Linked DNA regions of Homo sapiens: region 1 is linked to region 2. The links are chromatin contacts, found by Hi-C or POLR2A ChIA-PET in ENCODE. All regions are on one chromosome and are shown on one strand. The core of a region is the stretch at or near the end of the contact, and the rest is flanking DNA. Distances in the headings are between cores, read along the strand shown. Region 1 overlaps RBM20 (RNA binding motif protein 20). Region 2 has its middle 28 kb from the start of PDCD4-AS1.

The links. A loop is a pair of places that touch in the nucleus more often than their neighbours do. ChIA-PET counts read pairs that join two places held with the same protein, here RNA polymerase II (POLR2A). Pooled maps may share reads with other maps.
Region 1: a loop to region 2 is called in a pooled map, with 2.1 times the contacts of the local background. The contact joins two enhancer-like sites. A Hi-C loop is called at or near these places in 1 of 50 pooled maps. POLR2A ChIA-PET finds 5 or more read pairs at or near these places in 4 of 52 experiments (OCI-LY7, WTC11, activated T-cell and 1 more).

The regions. Positions count from the first base shown.
Region 1 is chr10:110,722,576-110,726,630 of GRCh38, forward strand. The region is part of intron 1 of RBM20 (RNA binding motif protein 20); the gene reads left to right. Among named protein-coding and RNA genes, the nearest start is that of RBM20, 80 kb to the left of the region's middle. Within about 2 kb of position 2,082, at least 2 of the 41 ENCODE cell types and tissues checked have a DNase peak (open chromatin) inside an H3K27ac peak, as active enhancers do; they include OCI-LY7, where a contact is called at or near this core.
Region 2 is chr10:110,840,789-110,845,207 of GRCh38, forward strand. No RefSeq gene overlaps it. Among named protein-coding and RNA genes, the nearest start is that of PDCD4-AS1, 28 kb to the right of the region's middle. RefSeq lists enhancers at 1,770-1,839, 1,910-1,989, 2,120-2,179, 2,250-2,319, 2,330-2,389 and 2 more. Within about 2 kb of position 2,408, at least 10 of the 41 ENCODE cell types and tissues checked have a DNase peak (open chromatin) inside an H3K27ac peak, as active enhancers do; they include OCI-LY7, where a contact is called at or near this core.

The sequences.
Region 1 (4,055 bases), core at 832-3,331, 120 kb before region 2:
TAATAGATGAATGCATGCTCCTTTAAAATATTAAAACATTACACATAAAGCTAAAGTCTCTTTTTTCCACCACTCTCAAACTCAGATCTTGCCCCAGAATTAGTCACTGTTATCAGCTTGTTTGTATGCTTCTATTTGTGCCCCAGGTAACCTTGGAGGATAGAGTGATGATACTAATTACATCTCTGATACCATTGACAAAGGAGCTCTAGGGCTAGGACATATACTGGGGACTTCATATGATTCTCCCAGTGGGCTGAGCATGGTGGCTTAAACCTGTAATCCCAGCACTTTGAGAGGCTGAGGCAGGCAGATCACTTGGGGTCAGGAGTTTGAGATTAGCCTGGCCAAAAAGGCAAAACTCTGTCTCTACTAAAAATATATAAATTAGCCGGGCGTTGTGGCATGCACCTGTAATCCCAGCTACTTGGGAGGCTGAGGCAGGAGAATTGCTTGAACCCAGGAGGCAGAGGTTGCAGTGAGCCGAGATCACCTCACTGCACTCCAGCCTGGGCGCCAGAGCGAGACTCCATCTAAAAAAAAAAAAAAAAAAATCATCCCAGCAACCCTATAAGGTAGGAGGTGGGTACTGTTTTGTTAATAACAGCTTTGATGAGATGTAAGTCACATATCATGAAATTCACCATTTAAAAATATACAAGTAAACGGTTATATATTCACAGAGCTGTAATTCATCACCACTAATTCCAGAATATTTTTATACCCCCAAAAGAAACTGCGTACCCATTAGCAGTCACTCCCCATCCCTTCCCTTTCCCCTTCCCTCATCCTCTGGCAACCACTAAACTATTTCCTGTCTGTGTGGATTTGCCTCATCTGGACATTTCATATAAATGGGATAATGTAGGAGTGGAATTGCTGGGTCATATGGTAACTTCAGATGTAACATTTTGAGGAGCATCCAAACTGTTTTCCAACGTGGCTACACCATTTTACACCAATGCCACTAACAATGAATGAGGATTCCAATTTTTCCACATTCTTGCAGCACTTATTATCATCTTTTTGATTTCAGCCATTCTAGTGGATATGAAGGGGAAACTCATTGTGGTTTTGATTTGCATTTCCTTAGTGACTAACAATGTTGAACATCTTCTCATGTGCTTAATGGCCATTTGCATGTCTTCTCTGGAGACACATCTATTCAAATCCTTTGCCTATTTTTAATTGGGTTATGGGTCTTTATTGTTGAGGTTTTTTAACCCTGTTGTACAGATGAGCACGGCCCTTCCTCTGTGGCAGTGCACAGGGAAGGCAGAATTATTGTGATTTTCAGTTCATATGAAATTCCTTAAGTGTTGGGCTTGAGTTTTACTTCAATTATAGGCTTATCTTTTCTTCCATGTCTAAATAATAATAGTATTCATTTGTTAGTAGATGACAGACACTGTATTCTAAACACTCTACTATTCTAAACAACTCTGCAGAAACTGAGGCTCAGAAAGGTTACATTACTAGCCAAAAGTTACCGGGTAAGAGACCAAGCCAGGGTCCAAGTCAGGTCTATTGACTTCAGGGCTTGTATTCTGAAGTCAATACTTAGCCATCAAAAGAGACAAACAAATCCCGTCTGCCAGTGTGTGTGCAGAACCCGTTTGTCTCTGTGGCAGTGGTAAAACAAATGACCAAACAAAACAAAACTGATGCTGTGATGCTGGACCTTCAAGCTAGTGATGCTTCAGAATACACCACACCAGACTACCTGTAAAACATCTGCTCCAACAGGTTGCAGGCTGCTCAGGTTGAAATTGCTCCAAGCTGGGAGCTGCAGAACTGAAGTAGCCTTTCAGCAAAATTGTGACTTCTTTGTTGAGAGAGGAAGTCTGAAGATGTTTCCTGGGGCCTCACCTCTTACCTGCTATTTCCTGAGAGTGCTTCGTCAAGATTTTCTCAGTTCTGTTTCTGGAGACAGAGCAGGAACCATTGACTTGAATCACGTTAGCACTGTGAGTGGGGAGAAGCATTGACTCCCTGGCTTCTCCCCACAAAGAGTCACCTTGACAGGCCCAGTAATATCCCTGCAGCCATGGGCGTGCTGGGCCATATCGTTGCCCTGGTGGAGGTCTGGCACAAGACTCAGGGAGGGGACATTCTTTCTCTGAAGCCAAAGCAGATGTTTTCACTTCATCTGGGGATGAATCATCTGGGGAATGAGAACAGTAGGCAAGGAAGGCAGGATCACCATTATCACAGGAGATGCTTTATCCGGCACCTACTGTAAGTGTACCAGGTTTCTTGAGGCAGTGCCTGGAAACCTTGATCCTGGTCTGCCTGCATCCCCCTCAGGAACTTGACTGCTTGGGCTCTGACTGCATGCCTACCATGTGTCAGGTCTTCGAGGAGGAGTCCCAGTCCTCAAGGAGTTTAAAGTTTTGGGTAGAGAAACGTGTGGATTGCCAAGTTACTGCAAAGTGGACTGTGATAAACACTGTCACTGAGCTCTATTAAGCAAGTGACACCACTCCATGAACTTGGATGATCATAGCTCTTTCCCATCTACACAGCAGGTTAATCATTCTCACCCTGTGTAATTCACAAGAATGACTCGGGAGTAAATGAGACCAAGAATGTGCCAGAGTTGAGTGTACTAGTGGTGCTAACATTTTGGAATCAGAGATCCCTTTCAAAGGCTGATGAAAGCTTTGGACTTTCACCTCAGAAAAATTACTCTGGAGCGTGCGCTTATATGACTTTGCAAACAGTTTCAATTTCATGGTTTTTATGAACATCCTGAAACCCATCCATGGACCCTTGTGGGGGACCTGTAGGTCAATAACGCCTGTTTCGGTGCTTGTTCCCTGAAGGATGTTTTAAAAGTCCCAGATAAATTCACATTACTATTATTAGGAATCCTATGTTTCTCAGTTACTTCTATGTTAAAAATCTTTCTCCTAAACAATTATTTGCTAAATATCCCTTATAACTAGGTATTATTTAGATTGATGAACTTTAAGGATAAAGCAAAAGCAAGACAATCTGATTGGCCAGATTTGTCTTCTGTTTTGTGTACATGTATAACATAAAATGGAAAACAATTGCAGAGGTGCAGGCTTTAAAAAAATACAGAAACAGAGCACATCAACCTGGATTTTAGGTGTGACATCTTGCTTGGTTGTGTATTTCAGGGGCTGCAGAGCTCACAAAGCTATTGCGGGGAGGCAGCGTTAAATCTGTTGCTCTTGTAAAACCAATTGTATGGCATATAGCTGGGGTGGCGTGTGTATAGGAAGCTGAGAGCATTGGTCACGCCAGTTCTCTGAGACGGGAGGCAGGATTGACAGCCACAGCTTGGCCTCTGTGCTGGGGGTGGAATCTGCTGCGTGTGCAGCCTCCTTCCTGCCCCCCTCCCCCGACCCCATCCTGGCAGGCAGTGGTGCTGAGCAGATGGACCCCATCCCCATCTTGGGGGCAGATGTGCTGCTGACTGCCCCATCTGCCCACTCCTGCTTTACCTCTCCCTCTCTCTGGGCACCTGCCTCCTTGCTCCCCTGACGCAGCCCCTCTGCCGGCCTCTCCCTCTCAGTGGAATGTTCTGTCCCAGGAGGCATTGCATCACTGCTGACCAGCCTCCTGCTCCTGATGACTGGTTTGGCTCTGACCACGAAAGGGCTCAGGTTTGGGTTTCAGGGCTGCTGTGGGTGTCTCTGTCCTAGGTGGCCTGTCTCAGAGTTGGAGATGGTAAGGTCATGATACCACCCAGCATCTCTACAGCATCATATTTTCTCCGTACTAGAGCACTTTCTAAGGTCTCCCCTATCCTCTCATGGCATGGGTTACTGTTCCAAGCATCAGCAATGAGTGAGGCCCTCTATTCACTTGCCTGTCACTCTCAGGGTAGCAGATGGAGGCAGTATTACTCTGCACCCAATGAGAGTTTCACTGGTGCATAGCTTGGTGATTAACCCCAGTTCCTCTACCCACTGGATATGGGATCATGATCAAGTGATGGCCCTCTAAGCTACTCAGTGTCTTTGTCTGTGAGGTGGGACTAACACCCGCTTCTTTGGTTTTTGAGGATTAAATGACATTGTAGA
Region 2 (4,419 bases), core at 1,158-3,657:
GTGCCCCTGGTGCCTAGTCCTAGCATGTTGTTCTATGTGGCACAACTCTAGAGAGGGCATCCACATTGTATCCTATAGGATGGCACCCCCTGGAGTTGTGCAATGCAGACACCCAGCCAGGGACACCCCCTTCCCTCGAGTTGCAGTTGTTCCCCCAAGCCTGGGTGTTCCCATTTGCTCTCTGATATCTCTGTGGGCCCTAGAGCCTGGTTCTGAGCCAGTCCACCAGGCTGGACCTCTGACACTCAGACCTACTCCCTGTACCACACCTATCCCCAGGGATCAACTCCAGACTGCCCCTGCCTGACTCTGCCACAGCCTAGACACTGGGATTCCTCCTCATAATGCCCTACTAGGTCAGGGCACTTGGATACTAACCTTGCTTTCTTTTCTTTGTTTGTTTGTTTGAGACAGGCTCTCACTCTATCACCCAGGCTGGAGGGCAGTGGCACGCGATCTCAGCTTGCTATAGCCTCTATTTCCTGGATCCAAGCCATCCTCCTGCTTCAGCCTCCCAAATAGCTGGGACTACAGGCATGTGCCACCACCTCTGGCTAACTTTTTTTTGTAGAGATAGGGTTTCACTATGTTGCCCAGGCTAGTTTCAAACTCCTGGGCTCAAGCAATCCACCCACCTCAGCCTCCCAAAATGTTGGGATTACAGGCATGAACCATCAAACCTGGCAACAGCAACTGTTAACTGCCCTCTTAGGCAGTGGTTGGACATCTGGGCTCAACCCTGTCAACTCCCCATTCTCTTTTCCCACAATGGCAGTCATATAAAGGTGCCTATCCTGAGTGAAATTCCAAGCATGTTGGAGCAGGATGGCCCCAGAGACCCCCAAGCCTCTGCTCTTCCTTTTACAAGCCAGAAAACAGGCCCAGAGAAGAGAGGTGACTTGTTTGAGGCAACACAGCTTATTGGTATAGGGCCAAGACTAGAATCCAGATCCCTTGAGTCTTGCTGGGGCTACTTGGAGAGTTTATGATATTTCGATTACATTATCGTGTGAATTTTCCAGGTCTGGTCCTAGCTGGACTTTGGCACTCAGCAAGGGACTCAAGAGAAATCATGGATTCTCATGCTTTGGGTGCATCAGCCGCACCTGGTGAGCTTGCTAAAAATGCATATTCCTGGCGCCCCCATGGAGATTCTGACTCATTAGGTCACGGGGAGGACCCAGGCATTTGCATCTTAGCAAGCCTGGGGGGTAATTCAATGCAGGTGCAGTCCACCGATGACACTTAGAGAAACACTGCCCTAGATGTCAACCAGGGACTTCCCCAGTAGCTCCTGGAATAGAAGCAGCATTTATTTTACTGGGTGGTAGGGCCATTGAAGGTAGGGGCACTTTAGTGTGAAAAAGGCTTGACAGTAGGAGGCAGAGAAAAGGAGACCAGCATGGCCATGGCAGAAGGGGCTGGTGGCAGCTGGTGGGTGGGGGAGGCGGCGAAGGATGGGGGTGGGAGCGTGTCACAGTCATCGAACTGGGTTTGGGAGCATGTGTTATGATTTTTAGTTGGGTTCGTACTTACTGTGCTCAGGCAAAAGTCAATTTTCCAATGCTGTCTTTATCTTTGTTAATGGCTGGAAGTGTTGTGGTTATTAAACAGCTCCTCGAGATCTGATGGAAGCCCTGCTGCTGAAGACAGAGAGCTGTGTGGAGTCAGCAATCCTTACTCAGAGGAGAAACAAGGAACAGGGCCACTGCCCAGGGCCGCGTTGCTGTCAGCGAGGAACTCTGGGGTCACACACACTTTCTCTCCCTCTTCCACAAGACACTACTGCTGTCAGCTCGGCCCTGCTGATTCCTGAGTCCCCCTGCATGGCACACTTAGTGTACTCCATAGGGGCACTGTCTCTTGGCCTCTTCACAACTGGAGAAGCAGGTACTGTTATTCTCCCCATTTCATAGATGGAAAATGAGGCTCCGAGAGACAAAGTGGTTTGTCAAGGGTCAGACGACCAGTAAGTGGCAGAGTTGGGATTCAAACCCAGGTCCACATGACTGTCAAACCACACTCTTAGCCACTATTCTCCACTGCCTACCTCCTGTTCCTGCCTCTCCCTAAAGCCTCTAGACTCTGGGTCTGCCCAGAGCTGCTTGGATAAATTAGAAAGTCTAATTTAGCAATACTGCAGTTACCTATGGCTGAATTCCTGATTGTTAAATTCCAGAAACTGATTTCTCCAGTACCTCTCCTCCCTGGAAAGTAAAGAAAGGCCTCCACCCACAGCACTATACCCAGAGAAATACTGTTTCTTCCTTCTTCTCACTTGGGAGAATATTCCAGGGGAGCTGAGTCTGAGGGCAAGAGAGGAAGGAGGGCCCCGGGGGCTGCTCAAGTTCCTCCTGTTTCAGGGAGGAGAAGAAAGAGAAGCAGCTTGCTTTCTGCTCTCAGGGGACTTGGGGACAAAGGGGAGTGATCAAAAGGGGATTTCCCACAGCCCCAAAATGCTAGCCGGATTGCACTTGTGACCTCTCCTTCCTGAGTGAAACTAGATTGTTGACTTGCCTGCCACCTGTTTCCAACATGGAGTAGAGATGTTGCACATACATGATGCCATGTGTCCAGATTAAGACAACAAAAAATTATAAACAAGGATTGAAGAAAGTTGGAGGCAGCAAATATATGGTCTGTAAGGGCTCATACAGCAAGAGATGTGACTAGAAGCCTCCTGGGAGCCAAGGCAGAAAGAAAAAAAAAAAAAACATGCTCTGTCCTTAGGCTGGAGAGAGCATTCCAGGTTATCTGGGGAGATTGTTCTACTTGACTCTATATTCTGGAATAATTCTCCTGAGGGACAGTACAGAGGTACTGAGAGGTGTTGGAAAAATCCTTAGGGAGCTCACAGCCCAACATTGGAGAAGAGCATAGTGGGAGCGGGGACACTGGGATGGCTTCTGGTCTGTGTGAACTGGTTCCTGATGTTGGGGCAACACCTCCCAGTGTCCGAAGGCCTGATCCTTGCTCACACCTGCCCAGCCACCTGAGAGTGAGTATGCTGGCTGGAGTTCATGAATTTTTGTTTGGGTTTATTTTCAAGCTCTGTTTTTCAAATTTCTCTGTTAAGTGGCTGAACTTCCAGGAACCAGTGTTCACAGGCCAAGGAGGAGGCCACCATCATCTCTACTACCTGAGTGCCCTGCCACACCCACCTGACAATAGAGAGCTCTAGGGTGGGGCCCCTGCTCTTTGGATTGTTGGGGGAAATAAACCTCTCCAGCATTTATTCTTTGGGGTTACCCCAAACGGATGACCACAGCCAGGAGGGAACAAAGCCTGACTGGGAAGTGCTGATTCTCTCTGGCAGTTTGGGAACTTCCCCTCAAACCTGTCTGATAAGGAGCGGCCTAGGGAGGAGGGGTGCAAAAGGTGTGCCCCGTTTGCCCGTGAGATCTCTCACCATCACTGTATGCAAGCCTAGGAAGAACAGAGCTTTCTGGCTCAGGGACAGATCTCCATGCTGGGAATCAGGACCTTGAGTTCCTGGGTCAAATCCACAATGAACTCATTCTGAGATGTAGGCAAATGTTTACCTTCTGTTGCTTCGGTTTTCCCATCTGTGCATTTGATGTGTGCCTTGTGCGTGCCAGAGGTTTTTGGGAAGAAAATAAGAGTGGAGACTTGCTGTCAATCACAAGGTGGGGGGTGGTCACTTCTCTACCTGAATCTCCCACATGGGCCTGTGGGGAGCTATGGTCCTTATTACCATCCTCCTGCCCCCAGCAGGGGAGCCTACCCATGAGGCAGGCTTGCTTGGGGTCGGCCAGCCTGGTCTCTGTGGTTTTTGTCTCCTGGGCTCCTCGTATGGCTTAGCTTGGCCCTCCACCGACCCTACTTAATCTTGCCTCCTCTCCACCCACCTTCTCACCCCCACAGCCTCCATTTGTGGTTCAGCTATGCTCAGTGCCTCGGGGGTTCCCAAATAGGCCCCTTCCAGCTCCTTGATTTTGTAAATGGTTTTCCCACTGCTAGGAATACCTTTTGGCCCTTTCTGTCTACCTGGAAACTACGACTTTTTTTTTTTAACATTCTACTTAGGTGTTGTCTTCTTTACGAAGCCTTCCTTGACTTCTCTGACCTCCCTGCAGGTATTGCTGGTCCCCCACTGTGTCCCAGAACACTTTGTACCCCTAGCCCAGACACACACACAAAGGCCCCTCTTTTTTTTTTTTCTTTTTTTTTTGAGGCGGAGTCTCACTCTGTCACCCAGGCTGGAGTGCAGTGGTGCCATCTTGGCTCACTGCAAGCTCCGCCTCCCGGGTTCACGCCATTCTCCTGCCTCAGCCTCCCGAGTAGCTGGGACCACAGGTGCCCGCCACCACGCCTGGCTAATTTTTTGTATTTTTAGTAGAGACGGGGTTTCACCATTTTAGCCAGGATGGTCTCGATCTCCTGATCTCGTGATCTGCC